3 separate regions of the Mus musculus genome follow, and regions 2 and 3 are each linked to region 1. A link is a loop called in an ENCODE intact Hi-C map of the cell type or tissue named here. Cell type or tissue: heart. All regions are shown on one strand.

Region 1 (8,000 bases):
TTGCTCCTGTTTACAGATGGACTAGCTGACGCTTCAGGAGGTGGAGTGACTTGCCCAAGGTCTCACACAGATAAAAGAGGGAACCTGAGGTTCAAGTCCAGGTCTGTGTGAGTCATGTCCAGAACCCCTGGCAAGAACAAATAGAAAGAAGACTCACTGTGTAAAAAGGGCATTGTGGGCAGTGCGGAGAGCCTCCTAATGCAGGTAGCATCCTAAAGGAAGTCTTCCATTTAAGACATGGGTCTAGGGCTGCAGAGATGGCTCAGCCATAAAGGCTAGGCTCACAACCAAAATAAGAAATGGGTCTAACTAGCTTGCTGCTCCCTGACCCTAGAAATCGAGTGGGCTCTTGCATATGAACTTCAGGTACCTAAATCTCTACTGAACCCTATTACTAGTCCAGACACCAAGTAAGGTCTCTGAGTAGCTTAAGGAACCACTCCAGCCTCACAACCCCTCCTTTTTCCTGGTAAGATGAGACCCACAGCCTCACTCTAGGGTCTTCAGGCATTGTTCTGAGCTAGTCTCTAGCTTCAGACTGGAATTCAGCCAGGCAGGTCCTCAGACCCACATTCTGGCCAGTGCTGTTCTATATCCCAGCCGGACTGGTTTCTCCAGCTTCCCTGCATGAGGCAGGGTGGAGGTGAAGGAGCAGGCTTCAGTGGCAACCAAGAAAAGCCAGGGCTATAACGAGAGTCGTGACGAAGCTGACATAGTGTCCCCTCATCCTGCTCCACCTGAACCAGACTCAGCTCATCACACCTGTTTCACTGCCAAGTAAGAGACCTACTGCTCTGGCTTCGAGGACTAAGAGCCAGATCCAACACAGGACAACAGGTCACCCTCCTCTCTCAGATCTTGCCTAAGAATTCCTGGAGGACAAAGGTTCAAGATCACCCTTCAAAGAAGCTAAGCGGTATACCACACTTTATGGAGATAATAGAGCACAGATTGTGTGTGTGTCTCGGGGGTGAGCAGGAAGAGAGGCTATGACTAAGGTCTCCTGAATTCTTAATTAGTCCATAGTCCCCAAACCATACCACAGAGAGCAGCCACCTCTTCGCAGACCTGTGATGCACCAAACTTGGAATGTGGTCTAGGAATTGGCATCATAAGAGTCACTGGGGATTTGTTAGAAATGTGGGAACTCAGGACCCTTCCTAGGTCCACATGTACATCGGAACAAAGTCCCTCGTGGTGCTTGCACCCTTGAACATTTGATAGGAGCTATCTCAATGTCTGTAGTGACTTTTGGAAAAGTCTGAATGATCAGATCTCAGTGGGTTTTGAGGGAATGCTGCTATCTGGTTGGTTCTTCCTCTGTCTGTGTCAATAAATGGTGCACTTCAAGAAGACTCAGACAGGTGAAGTGACTTGCCCAGAGTTACATCTCAGTTACTGTCAGAGTGGACATTAGCACCCAGGCAGTCTGGTACCCTTACCCACAGTGCCCTGTGGCCATTCATGATCTAGGCATCTGATAATAAAAGTCTTGGCCTAGCCAGCAGGAGGCTAAGTCAAAATGGGGTGGCATTAAACTCTATGGTTCTGTATTGTCACTCAAATCCAATAATAATTTTGTCTGAAAGACACCTATTGGCTCCTTGGCAGGAAGCTTCATTCTGCTCTAACATCAAGCTCAATGACTACAGACTGAGACAGACTGATAGGACAGACACCTATCTGTTGAGCAAACCTCTAGATCAGTGAGTCTAGGAAAAGCAGAGAAGACCCAGGGGTTTCCAGGAACAAAGGAGTAAGCATGGGCGGCCCAGGGTAGGGATGGAACCAAAGCAGCCTCAGACCTGCTGGGAGTGAAAGAACTGTGAAAAAAGGGTGGTGGCAGGCTTGGTTTGCTCTAGCATGACATCTCAACTGCTGTTTGGAACCAGAGCAATGTGTGTGTGTGTGTGTGTGTGTGTGTGTGTGTGTGTGTGTGTGTGTGTGTTGTAAGACCATTTGATACCAGTAGGCTCCCAGCTCCCATCCAAGGCTGTGTCAGCCAAATTGTCTCTAGATGTTAAATGCCTCCTAGGAGTGCTAGGAGTGTAGCCCAATGGGAAAGGACCTGTCTTTCCTATGCAAGGCCCTAGGCTCAATCCACAGCACTGCAAACAAAATCAAATGTCTCCTTGGGAGAAAAACCATCCCCAGTGGAGTGTCACTAACCCAAGCAAAAGGAGCTGGATGGCAGAGGTGGCTACATGGGATGATGTCACCAGAATTATTCGGGTTCATTCACGGGTTCTCAGTTTCCCTTGTAATATAGGCCTTAAGTCAGACTCATCTCACCTAGACTCCCACTCTCTTGGGCTTCGGGTACCTCTAAGTAAAATCCTACCCCTACCCCACAAACACCCCTAAGGAAACCTTTTTGACTTTTTTCTTCCATGACTGTCCTACTGTTTAGGCTAAGTACTAGAGACTCAGATTATTGATGGCAGCAAAGCACTGTGGGTAAGAACACCACAGTGGCTGAGTTCTAATCTATACTTTGCCCCTTCCCAGGGCAAAATGCTTCATTTATCTGAGGTTTTCTTTTTAAGTATTTTTGTTTTAATTTTTTTTCTGTGCATTGGTGCTTTGCCTGCATCTATGTCTATGTGAGGGTGTCAGACCCCAGAACTGGAATTACAGATGTGAGCTGCCATGTGGTTGCTGGGAATTGAACCCGGGTTCTCTAGAAGAGCAACCAGTGCTCTTAACTCTGAGCCATCTCTCCAGTCCCTATTTATCTGAGCCTTCGTTCCAGCTTCTTTAAGTGGAGATAGTATCAGGCAGGGATGAGTACCCGCTGAGATAATTTGGATACAGCCCTGTTGTACAGTAGGTGTTATGCCTGTGTGTGACATCTAGCAGAGACACCAGCATCGTGACTTTTCCACACTCACTCAGGCTGTGGGCTGTGCAGTAGGCCAGTCTCTACTTGCAGTTAACAGTTTAGACACAGTAGGCTGCCACCCAACACCATGACCAGTGGGAACCTCACTATTTACAAAATAGAAAGGTGAACTCCAGGCTTTGTGGAGTACCTTGTTCAAGCCAGGCTAGATATATCCTCAAAGTTCTAGGGCTAGCTTGTCTCTACCACAGGGAAGCCAAACCAAGGTCCTCTGGACTCTTGGGACCCCAGATATTGAGATGGGGGAGTTATGGAGTGGGGATGACTTTCCAACTGCCACCAAAGAGAGTAGGGGTATAAGGAGGGGCCCTTATACCAGGGAAGCGGTCTACCGCTAAGTTACAATTCCCCAGCATTGGGAAACTGCCGCTTCAGTTCCCCTCATTGACAGGCAAGACAGGCCAGACAAGGGCCAGGGACACTCTTTGCAACTGAGGACTCTTATTACCAAGGACACGCCGCCAGTCTTGGGAAGCCTCTCTAAAAGGTTCTGGCATTCCTCTCTAGCTTCCTAGTCCTGGCTATCCAGGGAGCTCGCAGGGGAAGGGGCAGGAAGTGAAGCCAGCCTTCCCCTACTCTTTCCCTAGCTCCCTGTGGTCTCTGTCCCTTGACGTGAAAATGAGATAGAACAGAGTGGAAGAAAAACATATTTTGTTTTCCTATGGGCTAGGTTTCTACGTTGAAACTTCCCTCCCGAGGACCACTGAGACCCAGAAACGCCGCCTCTACCTGTACGCAGAGGTTCCACAGGTAAGGGTCCAGGTCCCGGCACTTCCGCTTTCTCTGAGACCCGGTGAGATCCGGTCTCCACTCCTTCCACCAACCAGGTGCGGCTCTCACTGTTCCCGGTCAGTCCAGGCTCCACCCTTCACTTCGAGAAGACCCCGCCCCCGTCCCGTGGTCCCACTCCAGGGCGCCCTTTTTCCTATGGGGAGCAACAGACTTCGGGGCTCTGACTCGTTCCCAGCCACACCCGTGGCCACACCAGCTGTCACGACAGGAGCACGAAAGACGTACGGACTTTAGAACCGCGTCTACCTACGTCCTGTTCCTTACTACCTGCCTCTGTGACCTTGAGCGAATCTCCCACGGATACCAGAGGAAAGCTACTTGTAAGATTTGACGGAGAACACGAATATCTTTGTCGAGGGCTTGGCGCTTGTATTTCCCATCCCGGGAACAGCGTTTCTTGATCCTCCACACCCCCTTTCTAGCCGAGGTCTAACTACCTATATGCTCACAGTTGGAATGTCTTATTTGCTCAGTTAATGTCAGTCTTGTTTGTTTTTGCATACTGACATCAAAACTCGGTGGTACACGCAAAGAGATCTACCACCGTTACACCACCCAGCTTCAACCGAGCTTGAACGCCTTTAAGAACGGACCACCTTCATACGCTCAGTGCTATTGCAAACCTGCTCAGTCATCTATCAGACACTTTAGCGAGTGGGCAGTGCGCTTAATACTACCACGGGCCAGCAGAGGGCAGATGGTGACCAGTCTTCTCACCCAATCACACTTTCTCACCACCCAACACTCTCAAGAGCAAGACAAGTGAGCAGATTTGTAGGCAATAAACCCAAGGGGCCAGCCAGGAATGACTTTGAATCCCTGACTCAGAGACCTCTCCGACTACCTGTATGGATGATCCCTGCAAACAAGATGTGCTGGAAAACATGAGACGCTGAAGGCGTTTGTTCGAAAAAGCACACACGGTCAGGCTTTGCCTAAAAGATGGCTCATTCAACCCAGCACGGTGGCGCACACCTTTATACCAACACTGGGAGGCAGGGGCAGGCAGATGCCAGAGTTTCAAGGTAAGATGTCCTTCAGAGGTAGTTCTGGGACAGCCAGGGAGACCCATAAAAACCCTGTCTGGAAAAAACAAAACTAACAGACAGACACACAAACAAAAATGGTTCAGCCAGTAAAGGTGCTTGCTTCTGAGTTGAATAACCGTAATCCACACTTACAAGGTATCTCGGGCAGGCTGTGAAGCCATCGTACACGCTGTATACACTCCAAATCAGTGGTTCTCAAACTTCCTAATGCTGTGACCTGATTCAGTTCCTCATGCTGTGGTGACCTCCAATCATAAAAATTATTTTTGTTGCTACTTCATAACTGTAATTTTGCTACTGTTAAGAGTCATTATGTAAATATCAAATATGCAAGATATCTGATATGAGACCCCTATGAAAAGGTCATTTATACCACCCCTAGGGGTCTCCACCCATGGCCTGAGAACCTCTGCTCTAAGTAAAATGTATTTATTTTAGGATAAAGTCATAAGAAGGCAGACCTAGAGGGATGGGAGTGGAGAACTGGGAAAATCAAGCTACAGACAGGACTGGGCTGTGAGGAGGGAGAAGCTGTTGTCATAATGTGACAACAAGGTGACAGAGCTTGTTTAGAAATGACTGCCTTTTGTTGTTCTTCCTGTAGTTGCTATCTCAGAGGAGCCCTGCTGGAGGCAGAGCAATTGAAAGCCCACCCTGGGGGTTGTGGCCTGCCACAAGCTTGCCTGTGGCGCCATTATATATATAAGGTTTACCTGTGATGGTAAAATCCTGGAAACGGGAATTCTCAAAGAAGGGAGGTAAGAAGGTAGGAGAGGCCACAGACTGAGGCGTCTGATGTCAGAGTCAAGCTTTTCCTTGTTTAAAATTGGGATCTCACAGTCTTTAACCCCAGCTCTCAGGAGGCAGAGGTAGGTGGATCTTTGTGAGTTCGAGGCCAGCCTGATCTTCATAGTATGTTCAGGACAACTAGGTCTTAAAAAGGTCTTGTCGAAAGGAAGGAAGAAAGGAAGGAAGGAAGAAAGAAAGATGGGGCTTCACTATATAGCTTATATAGAACAGGCTGGCCTCAATGCAAAGGACTCTGCCTGCCTCAGCCCCCCTCCGGAGTGCTGGATTAAAGGTGTGTCCGGCCATGCCGAGCCTAATCTATTGTTTTGTTTGTTTGTTTGTTTTTGGTTTGTTTTTTGGTTTGGTTTGGTTTGGTTTTTTGGTTTTTCAAGATAGGGTTTCTCTGTAGCCCTGGCTGTCCTGGAACTCACTCTGTAGACCAGACTGGCCTTGAACTCAGAAATCCTCCTACCTCTGCCTCCCAAGTGCTGGAATTAAAGGCATGCACCACCACTGCCCGGCTATTGTTTTATTCTTAATATCACTTGCAAAATAGTGATAAAATTTACCTTGCAGGATTATATTGTGAAGATCTGATAACCAGTTGTCCTCAGTCTTGGGTGTATATTTAAATCCTCATGCCCTTGACAAAGGCTGACCATGGCACTGAGATTTCAAAACCCCATGTAGTTTTACTGAGCTAAATAAATGCTGAGCAGAGCATGAGGTGCACATTAGGCATTCCCCGGTGTTTACTGAACTTTGTGTTTAGGTGTGTGGTTTGTGGGGGGAGGGGTAGAGTGGGGGAGGGTACAGTGGATGGGGAGAGGCATGTCCCTGAGAGTCTGAGTTCATACCGATGCTGGAGAAAAAGCTACGCATCTTCACTATCACTCTCTACCTTAATGCTTTGAGATGATCTGCTCTGAACCAGGAGCTTGTTTTATGGGCTCAGCTGGCCAGCCAGTGGTCTCTCCGGATCTACCTCTCTCTATGTCACAGAATGCTAGATTTATAGCACAGCTGTGACTTAATTTTTTTGTTTTGTTTTTTTTAACCAAGATAACAGGCCTGTGCCATCAAGCCTGGTTTTCGTTTTCTTTTCTTTTATTGTTTTGTGTGTCTGGGTGTTTTGCCTGCACAGACGTGTGTGTGTGTGTGTGTGTATGAGAGAGAGAGAGAGAGAGAGAGAGAGAGAGAGAGAGAGAGAGAGAGAGAGAGAGAGAGAGAGAGAAGACCATCCATGTGCAATGCCCCCAGACACCAGAAGAGGGCACTAGCTCTCCTGGGACTGGAGTTAGAGCAGTTGTGAGACTCCATGTGGGTTCTGGAGCTCAAACATTGGCCCTCTGAAAGAGCAGCAGCTCTTAACCACTGAGCTATCACTCCAGCCCTCATGACTGGCATTTTATGTGGGTCCTTGGGATATGAACTCATCTTCATGCTTGCAGGACAACAGCTCTTACCATTGAGACATCTCTCCAACTCTTTCTTTTTGTTTTATGTGGACTTGTTTTGTTGGGCATAGGGGGCTGAGATTTTGCTATGTTGCCCAGGATGACTTAAACCTCCTGGGCTCAGCTGATCCTCTGGTATCAGCCTCTTTATCAGCTCTTACTACAGGCTCACAGAACCATGACCAGCTCTCGGCTCACAGTTTTGAAGATGAAGCACAAGTAGTTTTTATCGTTCCTTATTAAAGGGGGGGAAAAGGTGCATAAGGTTGCAGAAATTGGATTTGCATCAAGCTTGGTTTTGGAACGTTGAATCATCTAGAATGTGGTAATTATGGAGGGGTGTAAATGGGTGAGAGGCAGTCTTCGGTGATCATCCTTGTCCTAATACCCAGCAGGGGCTATCCTGCTCTAGCTTGTACCTTATAGCACCACTGTTGGGGTATCCTTTAAGTCTGAAAGGATCTTGTGTTCTGTGTTGGCTTTTTTTCTCTTCTTCCTGGGTGCGTGTACTAGCTTTGGCCTATACCACTGCTGGCTGTCATTTTCTCATTAATCCAAGATTAGAGGTGGCACTGCCTTCTGTATGGAATTTTGTAGCCTATACGCTTCTGAATCCACAGGCAGGTTCAGTGACTATTTACTTTGTCCCACTACTTCCTTGCGAGTGAACCCAGCCTGAGGTGAATGGACGCTTTGAGCCAGGCCTGCAGCTGTGATCACATGTCATAAGAAGCAAGACTGGCTGCCAGGAGCAGAGCCTCTCCACCAGTCCTAGTGGGACAGGATGCAGCATAGCTGGTGTTGGCTTTCCTTAGGGAGCAGGCCTGAAGGGTAGGAGGCAGGCAACTGGTATACTGCTATTAGCAAATAAAACCAAAAGATACTAGCTGTTTTAATTTTAGATCCGCATTTTTTAGTATGTCTCATGTAATATTCATTATTTATCTCAAATTCAATACTAACTGCGTGCCTTCACTTTTTCTTTGTTAAGTATGGTGAATTCATGTCTGC
Region 2 (8,000 bases), 170 kb after region 1:
GAGGGAGTTTAGGAATTTGTTTCTATTAAAATATAGAAGTTATTGCAAAACCCTAACTGTAAAAACGCACCAATATAATCAGACTTCACATACAGTAGCTGAGAGAATCCAAACATTGCAGCAAAACTGAATTTGCCTGGCAGGATGCTGACAAATTCCCATCCACTTGCTCTCTTGAAAGTAAAAACAAAATTCAAAACAAATCATACAGCTAGAATTTTGATATCTGAAATATTTTTAAATAAGTTGTCCATAGGACAACTGGCTCAGCTCTCCCTTATAGTATCTCCAGGTCTATCTTTTTGCAAAGATGTTGGTTTGTTAAGACTTGTGGCCTCTCCCTCGGGTGTGAGGGCAAGTGAGGCTCAGTTTATCCATCTTCCCCAAACCACACTGTTCCTTTTCACAGAACCCCTGCCGAGACTGGTCAAAACTCGTAGTCCTCATCAGTCATATCAATGGCCCAAGCAAACTTCTCCCTCTGGGTTTTGTTGTAAATCTTCTCAATTGGGACCCCCCACTTTTTGCACCTGTAAAAAAAAAAAAAGAAAGAAAGAAAGAAAGAAAAAAGAAACGAATAAATATGGAGACAACAAAGGAGATTAGTCTAGCTCAATGATAACCCATAGCAGGGGTCCAGAGCTTTCTGGTGCACAAAAATATTCAAAGGACTTTATTTTATCAGCTCATTCTTTATCTCAGAGATCTCGAAAGCAGGCATGGGCTACTATACTAATGTGCCCATGGGGCACCTAGGATATTCCATGTACCTCAGCAACCAGAGCTGTAGGCTCTCCTGGAAGAAATGTAAACTTAGACACGGCATGAAGGAGCTGGCAATATCCAAGAGACTTTCTGCCTTTCCTTAACCAAAAGCAGGAAATCTACACAGGCCTAAGACTTACCAAGCCACTGTGATCCTAGGGTCCAGATAATTGAGTTTGGAGGTCCCCAAGGCAATTTGTTTGTTCTCCTCTCGATCTGTGGCTTGAACTTCCAGCTTCATCAACTGCTCTTCTAGTCTCTGTACAGCCTTCTTTTTTGACTCTACTACCCTGGAAGAATGGCAGAATCATACATTAAGACTGACCTCTGGACAAGAACAAACAAGTATCCTATATACTGCTTAAAGGAGAAAATCATGGAAAATTTCCTCAAGAAGTATTTGAAAACAGCTGAGAATGGTGGTTTATCCTAGGAAGCCAAGGCTACATAATGAGACCATGTGAGCTGGAACACTCAGGCCTCTGAGTGATGGTGCCAACTGTTCTCCCTTATCCAACCCTTGGTACAGTGTCAGGTACATACTTCTTGGTCTTTGCATCCTTCATGACTTTGGCATCAGCCTTAGCACTTTTCAGGTCCCTTCGAGCATCTGCTAACTGATCTTTCTTGGCATCAATCTAGATAGACAGAGAAAAACGGCAGTGCAGTTAGGAATAAAATGACCTGGAGAGGGAAAGAAGCTTCATCTGAGAACGTAAAACTGGGAGCTGTAGTGCTTCCTAGTACAAAAAGGCTTTATGAAAATGGTGGACAGTGACTGCAGAAAACAATCCAGCTGCTGTCTGCTGCTCATTTACGTTCTTCGGTGAACAATATAAGGTTCTGTAGAGTAACCTGGAAATCTGGTTGTACTCTTTCAGGAAAACACACTAGCTTTAGAAAACAGAGGAGGACCCAGATGACAGCTATTTTCAAATTAATCCTATGCCAGACTTTAGCATTCTTTTGTTTGTTTATGAGTTAGTTAGTTCGTTAGAAAGAGACTGGAGCCGGTGGTGCACACCTTTAATCCCAGCACTTGGGAGGCAGAGGCAGGCAGATTTCTGAGTTTGAGGCCAGCCTGGTATACAGAGTTGAGTTCCAGGACAGCCAGGGCTATACAGAGAAACCCTGTTTCAAAAAAAAAAAAAAAAAAAAAAAAAAAAAAAGGAAGGAAGGAAGAGACTAGAACTCACTCTGTAGACTAAGCTGGCCTTAAACTCAGTGATCAGTGATCTTCCTGTCCTTGACTTTCAAATGCTGGGATTATAGGCGTGGGCCACCACTCTGGGCCTTTAGCATTCCTTCTGAGACTACCAGAGGAGATACACACATCTACTAAGCAAGCCTGCCAAATCTGGGAAAGAATTGCCAGCTTTGGGAAAGGATATACTAAAGAGGATATCACAGGAAATTATAAACTGGCAAGTAGACATCAATGAGGAATTGCTTCAACTTGGCTTACTATTTTAGAAAGTAAAGGAGTCTAAAGTGAGAAGAAAATTAGTCATCATTCAATAAGCATCAATTGAAGTTTTCCCTCCACAGAGGAAATCTTATGGAATCCATATCTACAAGGAAGAGACAGAATAATTCCATCATTCTTTCCTGCTTGTTGAACCCACAAAACCTAAATTCTGCTTTGGGTGTTGCTTAGAAACAGCAATATGATGATATTGTAGCTAATGCTGGTGAGTTTGTGCTGCTGGATTCTAAAGAATCCTATCCCCATAATCACCCTGCTGACCTATGAGGTCAAGAGAATATCCCAGAGTGAATACATGTTGACTTACACACATTGGGTTGTTGTTGACTGAGCCTAAAATTTGTTAGAAAAACACCACACCCATTGCCACCCTCTACCCTTCCGGGGGTGGGGGTAGGGGACCCACATAAAATGCAGCCCAAGATTAGAAACAATTCACCATTGTGAGAGAATCATTAAATGTTTACTGTTAGTGGCTTCCTTCCACTATCTATGTTGTACTAGAACTGACTTTGCACACAAAAGCATTGGAGCCACAACTAGGCAGAGGCTTCTTAGACTAGAAACACAGCAAATCACAGTCGTAACCATTTCTGTGAATGCTAAACTGGCAAGCTATGTCAAATTCTCTCAAAGACTCCATTGACTGACTAGGCAACTGGGCGTGTGTTTACTTTGTGGGCACACTGGAGAAGGTTCCTACACTTGGAGGGCTTCTTTGGCAGACAGCCCGAGCTGCTCAAACAGTGGTTTCAAATGAGAGCAACAAATGACCTCCTCATTCTCCAGGAAGGGTCTCCTGAACTGTGTAAATAGCACCTGGTACTCATACTTTATTTATTCTGGGCTTGGAATGACAACACATGAGGAAAGTAAGCAGCATCAGAGGATCTCCATCTAACAGGGCAAAGCAAAGGCTCATGCTCAAAAGGCAGTCTGTGGGGTTCTTAGCTTGCTGACCGTCGTCCTTTGCTGACCTTAGGTGCAGATTTGAGATTCACTCCCTGTGGATCTGGAGATCCTTTCAGGCCAGGGGTATCAGAATCTCTAGGTTGTAGCTTTAGATTAATATACATTATGCCTGTGTTCTCATCTTGCAGAAATCTCAATAGGGGAATATTCTAAGCCTGAAAATATGTGTTAAGTTTCATTGCAAAGCAGTTTCTAAAAGTAAATTGTCCAAGTATAGAATTCTATAAATTTGGATTAAAAAAAAAATGCATCTGTACTTTGGCTACTCTCTAGTTGACATTATTTCCTCTTTAACTGTGAGCAAGAATCCAAAGAAATAACTTGTCTTGTGACTATTGCCAACAGATGGTGAATACTTTCCTGTTATGCATTGCAGTGTTGCAGAACTCTGGAAATGTCACTTTTATTATCATTGTCTTAAACTTTATAATTGTTAGGATCACCTCAAGATCTTAAATGAGGATACTTATTCCTAAGCCACAGACTGTGTGTATTAAATGTTTTCCATTGTAACCCTGTGTGTCTGTTTTAACATGTTCACTGTGGATTTAAATGCATAGTTAAGCAGCCAGTGCCGAGAGAGAAACAACAACTTGTTCTCGTATCAGTCTCTCCCAATAGGGCACAACCTGACACAGTCATATCTGACACACCTCAACCGATGTAAATAGTTGTTCTAGGATTAGGAGCGAATTAAATGCCATTGCTTCACCATCTTTTAAACTTCAAACAATGTAACAGGATTCCTCTCCCTTCCCCTGCTTCTGCTTTGGGGATCAAGCCCAGGGCTTCACATATGGTAGACAAGCAAAGGTGGGTTCTGCCACTGAGGTGTATCTTTCTGTCATGTTTCTTAGCCAGATCACCGAGACTTTATTTTTGTCATGCTAGGGATGGAGCCCAGAGCATGCTGCACACAAGGCAAGCATTCTACCACGAAGATTTCCATTTTCCCTAAGTATAACAAGGACAACAACTAGCAATTCAGTGGTATGTCAAAGTTAGCACTTCAAAACAGAAAGTGGCTCATAGAGAACTTGTGTCTCCAGCACAAATATTTTAGGAAAAAAAAACAATGATACTATCAAATTATTTCCATTTGTTGAAAAAAAATCTTTCTAAACCGACCCAGATTAGCCTGCTGTTATCCCAGGCCATACTATGTCAGATTCCAGAAGCCTCTGCTTGTCAGAAGACATCAGACATGGACTCCCTTTGCTACCCTACCTTTGGACCCACCATACCTTAGACTGCAAGTTCATCATTGACTTCTCAAAGGTCTTTGGTGGCGCCCTCTGGTGGTTACAAAGAATTGCAACAGCTCGATTGGCACGGTTATAAGATAGAATCTTCGCTGGTACATTCTCATCAGCTACAAAGAAATATAATAGTAACTGGGTCAGTTTGTATACCAAGAATATACACATGAAATGCATTCTAGATGTTTTTACAAACCTTCAGTTTATCATAACCAAGTTTCAAGGTCAACATTTGAGTCAAAGGCAGTAAATTTCTACATAAACCTGAATGAGTTTCTGTCACAGGAGGAATTCTGAGCCTCTCTTTTATATTTTTCTTTACCCTTACTGGATTTTGTGTCCAGGTCTCATTATGAAGTCCAGGTGGTCTCTAAACTGCTAAGTTCCTGAATAGCTATAACTACTGCCCAGCTTGTCTACATTACAGGGAAATCTATATTTTTGGTTTTGTTTCTTAAAAACTTCAAGAGTTGGGCCTGGAGAGATGGCTCAGCTGTTAAGAGCACTGACTGCTTTCCAGATGGTTGTGAGTGCAATTCCCAGCAACCACACAGTGGTTCATAGTCATCTGTAATGGAATCCAATATCCTCTTCTGGTATGTCTGAAGACAGTGACAGTGTACTCACATAAAACAAGTAAATCTTTAAACAAACAAACAAACCAAAACAAAAAACAAAAACCCAAAGCCCCCAGACCTTTATACTGCTTTTCTTATTCCCTGTCTCCCACTTACTAGGCAGATGTAGCAAATGCTGCAGCTGTGCTAGAAGAAATGACTACAGGAGAATGAGATGAAGGGATCCTAAGCTATACTGCAGGGGCTGCAGAGAAGGCTCAGTGGTTAAAAAATACTTGCTGCTCATGCAGAGAACCTGGGTTTGGTTTCATCTATTACTCTAGTTCTAGGGATCTGACTTTCTTTCTTTTTTGTGGAGGGGTAGGAGTGGGGATGGGGTGTTCTTTTAAGACAGGGTCCTTGAACTTGCTCTATAGACCAGGCTAGCTTCAAACTCAAGAGATTTGTTTGCCTCTGCTTCCAAGTGCTGGGCTGCCACCAACACATCCAGGCTTTTTAGCCACTGTTTAAACCAATCCTAATTACTGATCTCCAGCATACCATCTCTGGCTCGTCTAAGAGCATTTGATACATTTATAGAAGGCAGTGGAAATTCAAGTGGCAGGAGCAGAAGGGTTGCCTACAGCCTCAGCTGTGGGTAGGCTGAAGCAGAAGGTTCACTAGCTTGGATCACATGATGAATGTGCCCAGCCTTTAGCTACAGTGTGAGAGTTTGTTTTAAATGGAGAGGAAAAGAAGTTCTAAGGTCCCAGAGGTAATTATTACATACTATTATGAAGACCAAAAAGAAAAAAAGAAAAAGATTTACTACTACATTTTTCTGGTAACCATGACAACTCTATTCTCCCCAATTTAACACCACTGCCTATACCCTCTGAGCTTGTAAGTAACACAGATAAAACATAAAAATTTTTAGACCAGATGCAAAGCTCTTGTTAGTATTCTATGAGATTAATCTAGAGTTTGCAGCAGCAGTGGGAAGAAAGGCCTTGGTTTTGCTTAGACAGCAAAGCCTCTTCAAGAGGTTGGCGGGAAAGAATGAAGAGAAGGAAACTGGCACCATCCCAAGGACAACCATACAGAGTATTACTTACGGGCTGTGAGCTCTTTAAGCTGCTGCTGTAGTGTGATGGAGGCATTGTAGGTACGGAACACCTTGGCAGTCAAGCCCTCCATGAGATCCTGAAGATGTTTATTTAGAATACCAGTCTGCATTAAACACGACAACAAAGAGGATATTGGAACTGAGGTAAACACCAAATCACCCTTTCCCTTACAGTGAATACTAGGAGTCCTTGTGCCAGTGCTGCCACCATCCTGCCAGTTACTGTCCTGTCCTTCACAGAGGAAGTTAGCAAAGAGGGAAAATAATTCCAGAATACAGGAAGGATTGCATAGTGCCTTTCTATAAAGTACTTTAATCTTAAGTTCAAGACAACAAATTTTTTCTTTCTTATAAATATCTCTCCCAGTAAAGAAAGCAAGTGAAAGCCTTAGGTCTGTAGCAAAGGCAGCTGGGCGTCTCATGAAAGCATGAAAGGATGAAAGGAAGAGGGAAGATCCATGGAAAGCTCAGCTCCCTCTGCCTTGCAGCTTTGGTAGGAATCCACAGCACCACCCACAGGGTGGGAGGAGGGAGGGTCTGCTGCTGGTTACAGATGACTGAGTGCCCCAAGGGAGGAGGGATATGTAGAATGTCACTGGACAATCTAGACTGAATGGACAGTCCAAATACCCTTTGACAACTCTTGACCCCAGGAGCTTGAGATTGCCTTGGACTTTAGCCTAGTGTCCTGTGTTTACTCACATTAAGTCGATCAAAAAGATCGTCCTCAGGCTGCTTGTTCTCCATAAACAGTTGTAAGTTTTTAAAAACCTAAAACAAGTCCAATTATTATTTTAAAATTTTTTAGAAATAATTTCAAACTCACAATAACTTTCAAAAAAGAGAAAAGGTAGAAAGACAACCTATATATATTATACCCAAATTCTTGTTCTGCATGTGTAAATTTACATAAATACCTAAGTATCAGTTCTCAGCCATTTGTGGTATATATTGTAACTCAAATAGGATGTTTGTTAGCATCAAACATCCTGGCATCTACTTCCTAAGAACAAAAACACTCCCTTATAGCCAACCTATGCTTACCCTAGTTACTCGATTGAACTGGCACCCACTGTTATCGAATGGGCGAAAGTAGTAGGTACCTATGTCTATCTCATGGGTCTACAGAGATGAGCTCAGAGACTGAGAACTGAAAGATTACCATTTTATTCAGTTGGGGCTTGGACTGGGGCTAAGAAAAACCACAAGATAACAAGTGATCAGCAGATGCTGTGATGCTTAAATCACTAAAGCGGCTGTGTTCAATCTTAACATTGAGTTTGCTATAAAGGCTAACTCTCTGCAGACTCTGTTATAAACTGCTTCCAGAGATGGCCACAGGTTCCCAGCAATGTAGCAGAGGTTGCAGGGCAGGCATGAAATGAGGCACACCATATACCAAATATTATCTCTTTTCTTTCTTTGAGATCAATTTTACTAGAGCTCATCAAAATGCAGAACATGCAAAAGCCCTCAAAAAATATTTGCTGAATAAACAAACATGTAAAAAGAGCAAGCTAGAGAAAGAAGCACAGGCCACATGAACTTACTCGTTTCTCAACTGGGACTTTGTTATAGTATCTGATTGAGTCCTTCCCAGGAAAGTCAAATTCCACCACATACTCCTGACCATCCAATTCTGGGTGTAAATTGATGTGTTCCACTCTAAGTGAACAGCAGCCCACAGTGTCTGCCGTCTCTCCTTCTTCCTTCTCATTGCCTGCTCTCAGAGCAAGCTGTGCAAGAAAGGGAACAGAGTTGTTCAGAAAGAGATGAGTGAAGAAACATAGACCACATATAATCTCAATGACACTCTAAACCAGAAGCCCCCAATT
Region 3 (8,000 bases), 130 kb after region 1:
CTATCTCTTGAGTCCTTGGTGGGCAGGTTCAGAACACACTGGTGGAGACGGCAGGATCAGCCTGCAGGGAGCTGTAGAGTCTTCCTGATAAGACACAGTGACCCATGGATATAAATCCTCTGGGGATTTATATCCTAGGTGGGGAAAGCCTCTAAGGGAAAGATGCACTTAACTAAAATGTAAGGCAGGTCTGGGCTTGTTTTGGTCACTAAGTTGGTGGGGTAACCTCACACTCACTCAGCAGATCTGATATGGTCGAGGTAAGGAATAAGTTGAAAGACAAGTGACTGTTTAGTCCCTGTCCTCAGCTAAAGTCCAGGGTGAGTCTGGCCCCAAGTGAGGCCCCAGCTCTCTCTGTTAGGGGCACAGCTACTTGTGATTTTTCTTAGTAAAGGCCACAAAATGTTTCTGTCTTTTAATCCCGCATTTCAGTCCTATACCCCTGAAGTCACAGGCAGTGACTTCTTTTGTTAACGTGTTTTCACTGGTAACACTCAGTGGTCCCTCTTTACTTGTCTCTGGCCTGCTAGCCAAAAGGAGTCATCTCTTGGCTTGTATTCCTGTTATCACTGCCTTCCCTTCCAACCCCACTCTTTTGGTTTCCTCTGCCAAAGATAATGGTTCTCAACCTGACTTCTCATTTTCATGCTCCAGGGAGCAAAGCCCTGACAACAGTATTTCTCAGATGTACCTGAGGGTGTTTTTAAACAATGCTTGGCTGAGATTCTACAGGTCATAACCCAATGGGTGCAAAGCAGTGTTAACCAAGCTGTCACATGTAGGGACACACTGGATGAATCAGGCAAGACAGCCACGGGGCACCAAGATGGGTCTCCTGGATCACTCAACAGTAGTCAGGTTTACCTGGGGGATTTAAGTAATGAAACTGATCCTTAAATCTACTCCACTGAGAAGAAACCACTACCTGAAGGGAAATATGGTAAGGGGACAAGACGTGTGAATCACGGTTCTGTGAAGCTGTTTAGGAGGCAGTGCTGAGCCTCTCTGGGAGACTTGCTCAGAAAAAGGAAATTAAGATGCTCAGCACCAAGCAAAGCTGTCATGTAGCAGTACTGAGTACTGAAAAACATGGCTCCTACCTTCTCCTGGGCCACAAGACTCAAGGATGAACTCAGAGAGTCTGAGGACCTGATACACTCCACCCACCATTTCCTGTGTGTGAAAGGATCCCTCCCCTCGGTCTGTGATGGGACAGGAAAATTTTCCATCAGTGGTTGTCAACCTTTCTAATGCTTCGGCTCTTTAATACGGTCCCTCATGCTGTAATGAACCCCAACCATAAAATTATTTCACTGCTGCTTCATAACTAACTTTGCTGTTATAAATCATAATGTAAATACCTGATATGTAAGGCATCTGATATTGGGTCCCAAAGGGATTACAACACACAGGTTGAAATTCACTGCGTTAGATGAAAGCTACAGACCCAGCCATCACCCAAATACTTATGCTCTGTGACCTGAGCCAGCTAGTTCAGCACATGGTACACGCTGCTTCACTGTGGCATGGTTTTGTCCTGCTCCAGCAAAGTGCTGCAGCAAAGCCTCAGGAAGGAATAGGCCTTCCTCAGCATGGGAGGCACAGAGGTTCTAACTGGCAGATGAAGAGGCAAACAGACGCACCTGGCAGCACATAACCAAATGCTACTTTTTTGAAGTAGGTTTCTGTGCAATGGAGACTGAGCTTGCCCCTTGATGGGGTGGGCAGGCTTCAACAATACCATTAGAAGATGGGGTGGCAGAGGGGCCTCACATTTTAGAGCCACAGGGAAGAGCTGTGTGACTTCCCAGGTCTCCAGGGATATTATACCACACTTGCTTCTATTCTCAATCACCATGTTCTCCTGAGCCCCCAAGAAACAAACAAGTTAAAAGAAAAAGGACATGAGGATGATTTATTTGGCAGTCAGATCTTAAGAGGGCAGCAGAACTAGCAAATGGCCAACCCTGAGCCCAAATTTGGGCAGTGGGTTTGCGTGTGCTGATGCTGGCTATGCTGAGGCACCTTTGCACCCACAGGCCTGGACCCCAGCCTCTGTTCTCAGAGGTGGGGCTTACCTTCCCAACCTTCCCATCTCCTTTGCATCTTTTTACCAACTGCATAGAAACTGCACCAAGCAGCAGCTTAATTTGGTACCTACTGCCTGACTCCACTTACCTATATCTCCATTCCTAAGGGGAAGCATATCGAGTCGTCTTTGTCATAAAAACAAAAAAGCTCACCAGGGTAGACATTGCTCTTCTCTCTTCCTGCCCCTCCACCCTTCTTGACAGTGCCCTCTCCCAGTACAACACCCCATAGAGCTGCTGTTCCCAAAGGCTCTGTGCTGGGTCTTCCCTTCCAAGGTGAGGAGCAGGACAGAATAACTTAGTTACAATACCACTGAGAAGAAAAAAAAATTAATACTGCTATTTTTATCATGATCCCCTGTATCTTTCAGGCTGGGTAGTGTACCCAGCCATGGGCAATGTGCCCTTGTGCTGTGTCTTCCTCCATGGGCAGAGCAGAGCCTTCTCATTATAGGCCCTGCATTCCTCTGTCCTGGCTCCAGGGCCAAACTGCAGGGCATTTACTCTTTCACCCTGTGGTTTTAAAGCTACAGGACAATGTAAACTTTGTTTCCCTGGCCCACCAAGGCTCCTCCTCCTTCTCCTTCTCCTCTTTCAGGAATGTGTCAGCAGCTCCTTGAGACCTCCTATGCCACCAACTGAGGCAACTTCTCTTTCCAAGGGGCTTCAGCCCTACTCCTGGCCCAAGATGGAAGGACCCACCTCCACATTCAGGGCCAGATGTGTGTGCTTAATTCGAGACACAGTACAGTTTTTTGCCTTCACCCAGAGCTGGGCAGGGAGGCCCAAAACAATACATATCATTAATGGCTTGGTTTTGTCTAGCCTTCACTGCTGGAATCCAGGCTCCAGGCTGTGAGACCAAGAAGGCTTTACAGTAGACAGCTCCCAGAGAACCCAGTTCATGGCATTCCACAGGTGGACAGCACCTGCTGCTCTCCAACTAGGTGGGGTCTGACTAGAGGCGGTTGTCTCCATTGACCCGAGTCCTTCTTGGGGCCCTGAACAGAAGTGAAGTGTCCTTACTGGCCTTGCAGCCAGACAGGACAACCCAAGACACACGGTTATCCCTTTTCCACAGAGGAGAAAGCTGCCAAAGGATTGATCTTTCTGGCTCCAGCACCCTTCCTCCAAGGTCCCACACTGGCTAACTTCCCCTCATCTCCCTCACCTTCGTTCCCGACTGTCAAAATGGTCTGCTAGATGCTCCTGCGAGATGCGGAAATCTTCAAATGGCTGCTGGTATCTGGCTTCAAAGGACCCTTCCCGGGCCCGGACATGGAACAGCTGGCTGGAGGCATCTGAGGCCCGTTCCCTTAGGGATATGCCACTGAAAGGACTGAGGTCACCGTTCTCCTGCTCAGCAAGGGAAGTGCACAAAAGTTGAGGTCTCTTCTGCATCTCAGGGGCTATGACTGAACTCTCTGCTCACGCTGCTGTAGTTACCTTAGCAGGGAAAATGTCAATCTTGATGAGCAGGGAGGCCAACTCCAGGTCTTCACTGTAGTTGTTCTTCAAAGGCACTGCTCTATATCCTAAGAGAAATACCTGGCTCTCAGCCTATCAAGTGTCAAGCAAGTGGATAAGCCCCATCCTGACAGCAAGACTTTATAAGGAAGATTCCTCACCTGTCTTCAGGCCTTTTACTGGGAAAGTAGCCTGAGCCAAGAAGTTCTGGTCACTAAACATGTCTTCCTCATACACCACAAAGCGCAGAAAGGCAAACTCTGGGTTACTGATCTGGAAGTGGAAGGGCTTAGCAGGCCACACAGGGTTCAGTCCGTTGTCCACTGTGAAAGCAAGGGCAAAAGCTGAGGCCACATCTACGGGATGTGATGACTGGTGGAGAGGTCTTTAACACCCCAGGGGAATGATGGGTAATGAGGGAAGACTGACTTACCTACAAACTCCGTCTTTTGCTTGGTGCTGTCGTACTCAGCCCCAGCCACCTCAATCTCCACAAAAGGACACACAATACCCCGGCCATTCTTCGGCAGATGCCTGGCCCCCAGCACCTGTGAGGCAGGCAGGCAGAGATGGGGTGATGACATCCCCCCAGCACCCCGAACATCCTCCCAGCAGAAGCTTGGGGAGCAAATCGTGGAGGAAAATGCACCATGGAGGCAGTATGCCCCCTGCTGGGCCCTGAAGGTGCTGCCCATTAGGCCGCTCATTGTTCACTCCAGAGCAAGCTGTTGGCTGTAAAACCCTGAGCTTTAGCTAAGTATCATGCGTACTTGGCAGTCCATTTCATGTTAAATCCATGTCTGTTCCAATGTGGGAATCTTTTAAATTATTCCACTTTAGAGGGAATATCTGGAAAGTAGCAGTCATGTCCATCTGTGGCTCTGTGCTCCTAAGTGTGCTCAGCTGGCCATAGACTATTCTTACTCTTTCCAGACTGTTCAGGCCACCCCTGCTGATTCCCATAGCGAAGGCTGAGCTGACCCTTGATCACAGCATTTCACCAGACATGGACTGGGGAGCTCTATTCTAGGAACTGGGAAAGGCAAACAGGCTGCTGGTCATGCTCTAGCAAGCTCAGGTTTTGCTTGGTCCTGCAGACAGGAGCCTGGCTCAGCACAGGCCCCTTTTAGCCTGATTTGTGTCATTCTGACCAGGTTTTTCCTTCCAGGTAGTGACTTTTCACAGGTTAGCTTTAACCCGACATCCTAACTCATTTGTGCCAAAAACTGGCCATGATCAGCCATGCTACCCCTGGGATCCCAACCTCACAGAGAACCTGTAGCTGGATTTCCACTTCAGGTGGTCCTACTTCAAGCTCAGGAATAGACCAAGATAAGTTCTCTTCCCCAATGTAAAGCAGAAATGCTGCTCACCTCTGGCCCTGTACCCTTTCCCACTTGTGCTGACCCACCTGGTCGCCACCTTCTTAGCAGGTTTAGTATCAATGGTCTTCATAACCCTTTCCCACCCTGAAGAACCCAGACAAATATACTCACCTCAATGCAAATGACACAGGGTTCCAGACCTCGGAGACTGCTCTTATCAAAGGGGTCAAAGGCTTCGTCTCTCATGGTGCTTGGCTGCAGCACATAGCCACAATGCCCACCAGCCATGAAGAGGGCCTGGTTCATCTGCATAGGCTTGTCTGCAAGAGTGGGATTACAGTGTGCTCCAGTGGAACTGCCCTAAGTGTCTCTCCCCACCCACAGAGACCCCCTCACCTGGGGTCTGGAAATTGAGTGCTACAAGCTGGCTACCGCAGATCCACATGGGCAGAGGGTCATAATTGGAGGAGTCTAGCCTCTGGCCCTTAGGGTAGATGCGCGAGAGCTGCAGCCGGTTGTACTGGAGGAACTTCTTGCCTTTGGCCTTGTTCACATACTTCTCAGCCTTGGTTTCCGGAAAGGAGGACATGTCCCGGTAACAAGCACGTTCTGTGCCAATCTCTGAGCCAAACAGTGAGAGCGTGTATAGAGCGGCCCCCTTGTGTAGTGTATGTAAGGGACAGGGTATTAAACGCCACTCTCAAGCCACCAGCCCCTCAGCACATGCACACCACACCTGGCCCCAGCCTTACTCTCTTCATCAAAGGGAACGGGCCGGCAGTAGACCACAAGCTCGGAGAGCTCCAAGGCGATCTTCTTCCTCCTCTCCATCATCTTTCCCTCAGTGAGCTGGTGACACACACAAGGCCCAGGCTGAGCCCTGCCCAGGAGAAGGAAGCTCCTACCAGCCTTGGGTACACACACACTTCAGGTGTTCTGAGGCCCTCTTCTCTCCTTGCACATTTTAAATAGCAGCAGACACTAAACAAAACTACTGGCTCCCAGTTTTGGCCAAAAATTATCTCTTTCTTCGTCTCCACAGATACACTTGTTCCCCAACCCTCTTGGGGTGGAAGTCTCACCATAACTTAAGTGCCAAATGACCTCACATGGAGCTAAGGTCGGCAAGGCCCTCCCAATAATGCTTTCTGATTATTCTTTACCTAGCCTCGTCCTTCAGCAAAAACACTGCTTCCCGGTTCCCTGAAGCACTAAGGCCTTAAGCCCACCTGGCAATGTGTGTGCCTTAGACGACCTTACCATCTCACGTCCCCATGGCCAATGCAGCCTTCCTCCTCCCGTTCCCGATCTTAGCTGCAGCCTACTCAGGCACTCCCCACACTGTTCTTTGTAGTCTTCTCCTTCAGGGGCTCCACTATTTATAATCTTTCTTTTCATTCCAGGCTAAATCCAGGCAGGGTCTAGCCTGCCAGCCACTGGATCTTTCAGTACCTTGCCCTCCGGGGCACACTAACAAAATCCTCAGCATTGTGTCTGTCCCCAGTCACAAATCTGCTCACCAAATGCGCTGGGGGGACAGGCTCTAAGTAGAAGCTTCCATACATCTACAAATGCTTCGCCAGGCTCAATGGAAGAGGGCTCCTCCAGAAAGCTGGTCCTTCCAAACAAATACATGCTACCCACTATCCACAAACTCCAACTCCCACTCTGAACTCCCTACAACCCACTGCCATCCAACCTTCTCATGACACTAAGACACCTCAATAGTGTCACTAGGAATATCTGCTGCTTTTAAAGCTACAGGACACCATACCTCTGTGGCCCTCAGCATAGCAAAGTTCCACTACTGTGGGTATCTGTAACTTCTCTGCCTCCTGTCCCAGACCCATGCCCTGTTACAAATGTTTACGTGAACCCTCTTCCTCTCTTCTAAGCCTGATCTGACTCCTGCTGCCAGCCCAGGACCTCTCTTCCCTCTTGCCTTACACTCATTCAGGTGATCGAGAGTACTTAATGCTCAACATTTCCTAAGCCCATCCATCACAATCCTGTCTTGAGTTTGTTCTTTTGGGTGCCTTATCTAAGGCCTGGCCACATCAGTTGCCTTCTCTAGAGGAGCTCGCTGGGGGTTGGAGGCCTTGGCTCCCGGGCAGGCCCACATGTTGCCCCCACAGATCCCAGTAGCACCTTCTAAGCTGTGGCAGGTTCTCACCCTGGCATCTGCAGTCTGGGCAACTTCACGGATCTTTTTCACCCAGTCCTGTAACTCCTCCTGTGAGTCAGCTGCAACATCCAGGGACCACTGAGCCACTGATGGCATGCTGATGGAGAAGACGAAGAGCCGGTTGTTTTTGCCCTCAGGACGGATGGCTGTTGGGGGTAAAATAATACAGGGCTAGGAATGCTCTCTGGGCTTTCTAATGCTGTGAACCCTTCAATATAGTTCCAACCATAAAATTTTTTCATTGATATTTCATAATTTTGCTACTATTTATGAATTATACTGTAAATATCTGATATGCAGCGTATCTGATATGCAAACCCTGGGAAAGGGTTGTTAGGCCTCCAAAGGGGTTAAAACCCACAGTTTGAGAACCACAGCCATAGACACTGGCTCAAAGGAATTCATTCCATTTCTTCCTGGCCATACTTATAAGCAGGCAAAACTGGTATATAGATCCGATTTACAGAGGATACTGTAGCTCAGACATACCATAGTAGTTATGGTGGAACCAAGGCTCCAACCCAGCTGAGACTCATGCCTCTTCCTTGGAGCCATGCACTGTAGCCCCCACCCTAACCCATCTCCAAGCTTCTGTCACAATGCTGTGGTCTAAACCATTAGGACTGGATGTCAGTCTGTCAACATCTCTGCCAACTTTTGACTCCACTGTACTTGGCAGAGGGTAAAATTTGGGGATGACAAAAGAGTCTGGGACTTCCATAGTATAAGAGTAGCCTCTGGGAACTCGGCCACTGGATTCCTCTCCAGAAGCAGGAGGAGTGACAAGGACACCCTGACACTAAGAGGAATCATGAGCTAGGAATTAGATCTCACCGATCTGACAAGCTGGCACATCTAAGACCCCTCGCAGCAAGTCCCCCAGTGGGCTGTTCTCATCCAGGTGCTGTAGGAAGCAAAACCCCAGGATGGTCA

Evidence for each region. A loop is a pair of places that touch in the nucleus more often than their neighbours do. Peaks named below come from ENCODE experiments on the same cell type or tissue, not always from the same donor. Only the 100,000 strongest peaks of a DNase experiment are listed, where the experiment ranks them.
Region 2: it touches region 1 in a loop (5-fold over the local background); 24 of 42 quality-filtered maps call a loop at or near these places.
Region 3: a loop joins it to region 1, with 5 times the contacts of the local background. A loop is called at or near these places in 17 of 42 quality-filtered maps.

Annotation. Positions count from the first base shown.
Region 1 is chr2:160,883,849-160,891,848 of GRCm38, reverse strand. Lpin3 (lipin 3) reads right to left here and starts at 3,681. Exons shown (of 20, transcript NM_001199118.1): 1 at 3,632-3,681. In heart, CTCF peaks have their summits at 4,368 (motif pointing right), 6,819 (motif pointing right) and 7,762; DNase peaks (open chromatin) are centred at 3,858, 4,368 and 7,728; H3K4me3 peaks cover 1,644 bases; H3K27ac peaks cover 1,249 bases; H3K27me3 peaks cover 1,656 bases.
Region 2 is chr2:160,713,982-160,721,981 of GRCm38, reverse strand. It overlaps Top1 (topoisomerase (DNA) I), which reads right to left. Exons shown (of 21, transcript NM_009408.2): 15 at 7,716-7,901; 16 at 6,868-6,936; 17 at 6,155-6,269; 18 at 4,468-4,595; 19 at 1,309-1,403; 20 at 906-1,055; 21 at 1-530. The coding sequence ends at 428. Among named protein-coding and RNA genes, the nearest start is that of Gm52567, 13 kb to the left of the region's middle. In heart, CTCF peaks have their summits at 4,323 and 4,524 (motif pointing left); no DNase peak of the experiment used is centred here.
Region 3 is chr2:160,757,185-160,765,184 of GRCm38, reverse strand. Plcg1 (phospholipase C, gamma 1) reads right to left here. Exons shown (of 34, transcript NM_021280.3): 24 at 7,902-7,971; 25 at 7,056-7,213; 26 at 5,635-5,731; 27 at 5,279-5,503; 28 at 5,054-5,202; 29 at 3,991-4,105; 30 at 3,719-3,880; 31 at 3,537-3,625; 32 at 3,262-3,446. Among named protein-coding and RNA genes, the nearest start is that of Plcg1, 30 kb to the right of the region's middle. In heart, a CTCF peak has its summit at 4,231 (motif pointing left); DNase peaks (open chromatin) are centred at 2,436 and 4,064.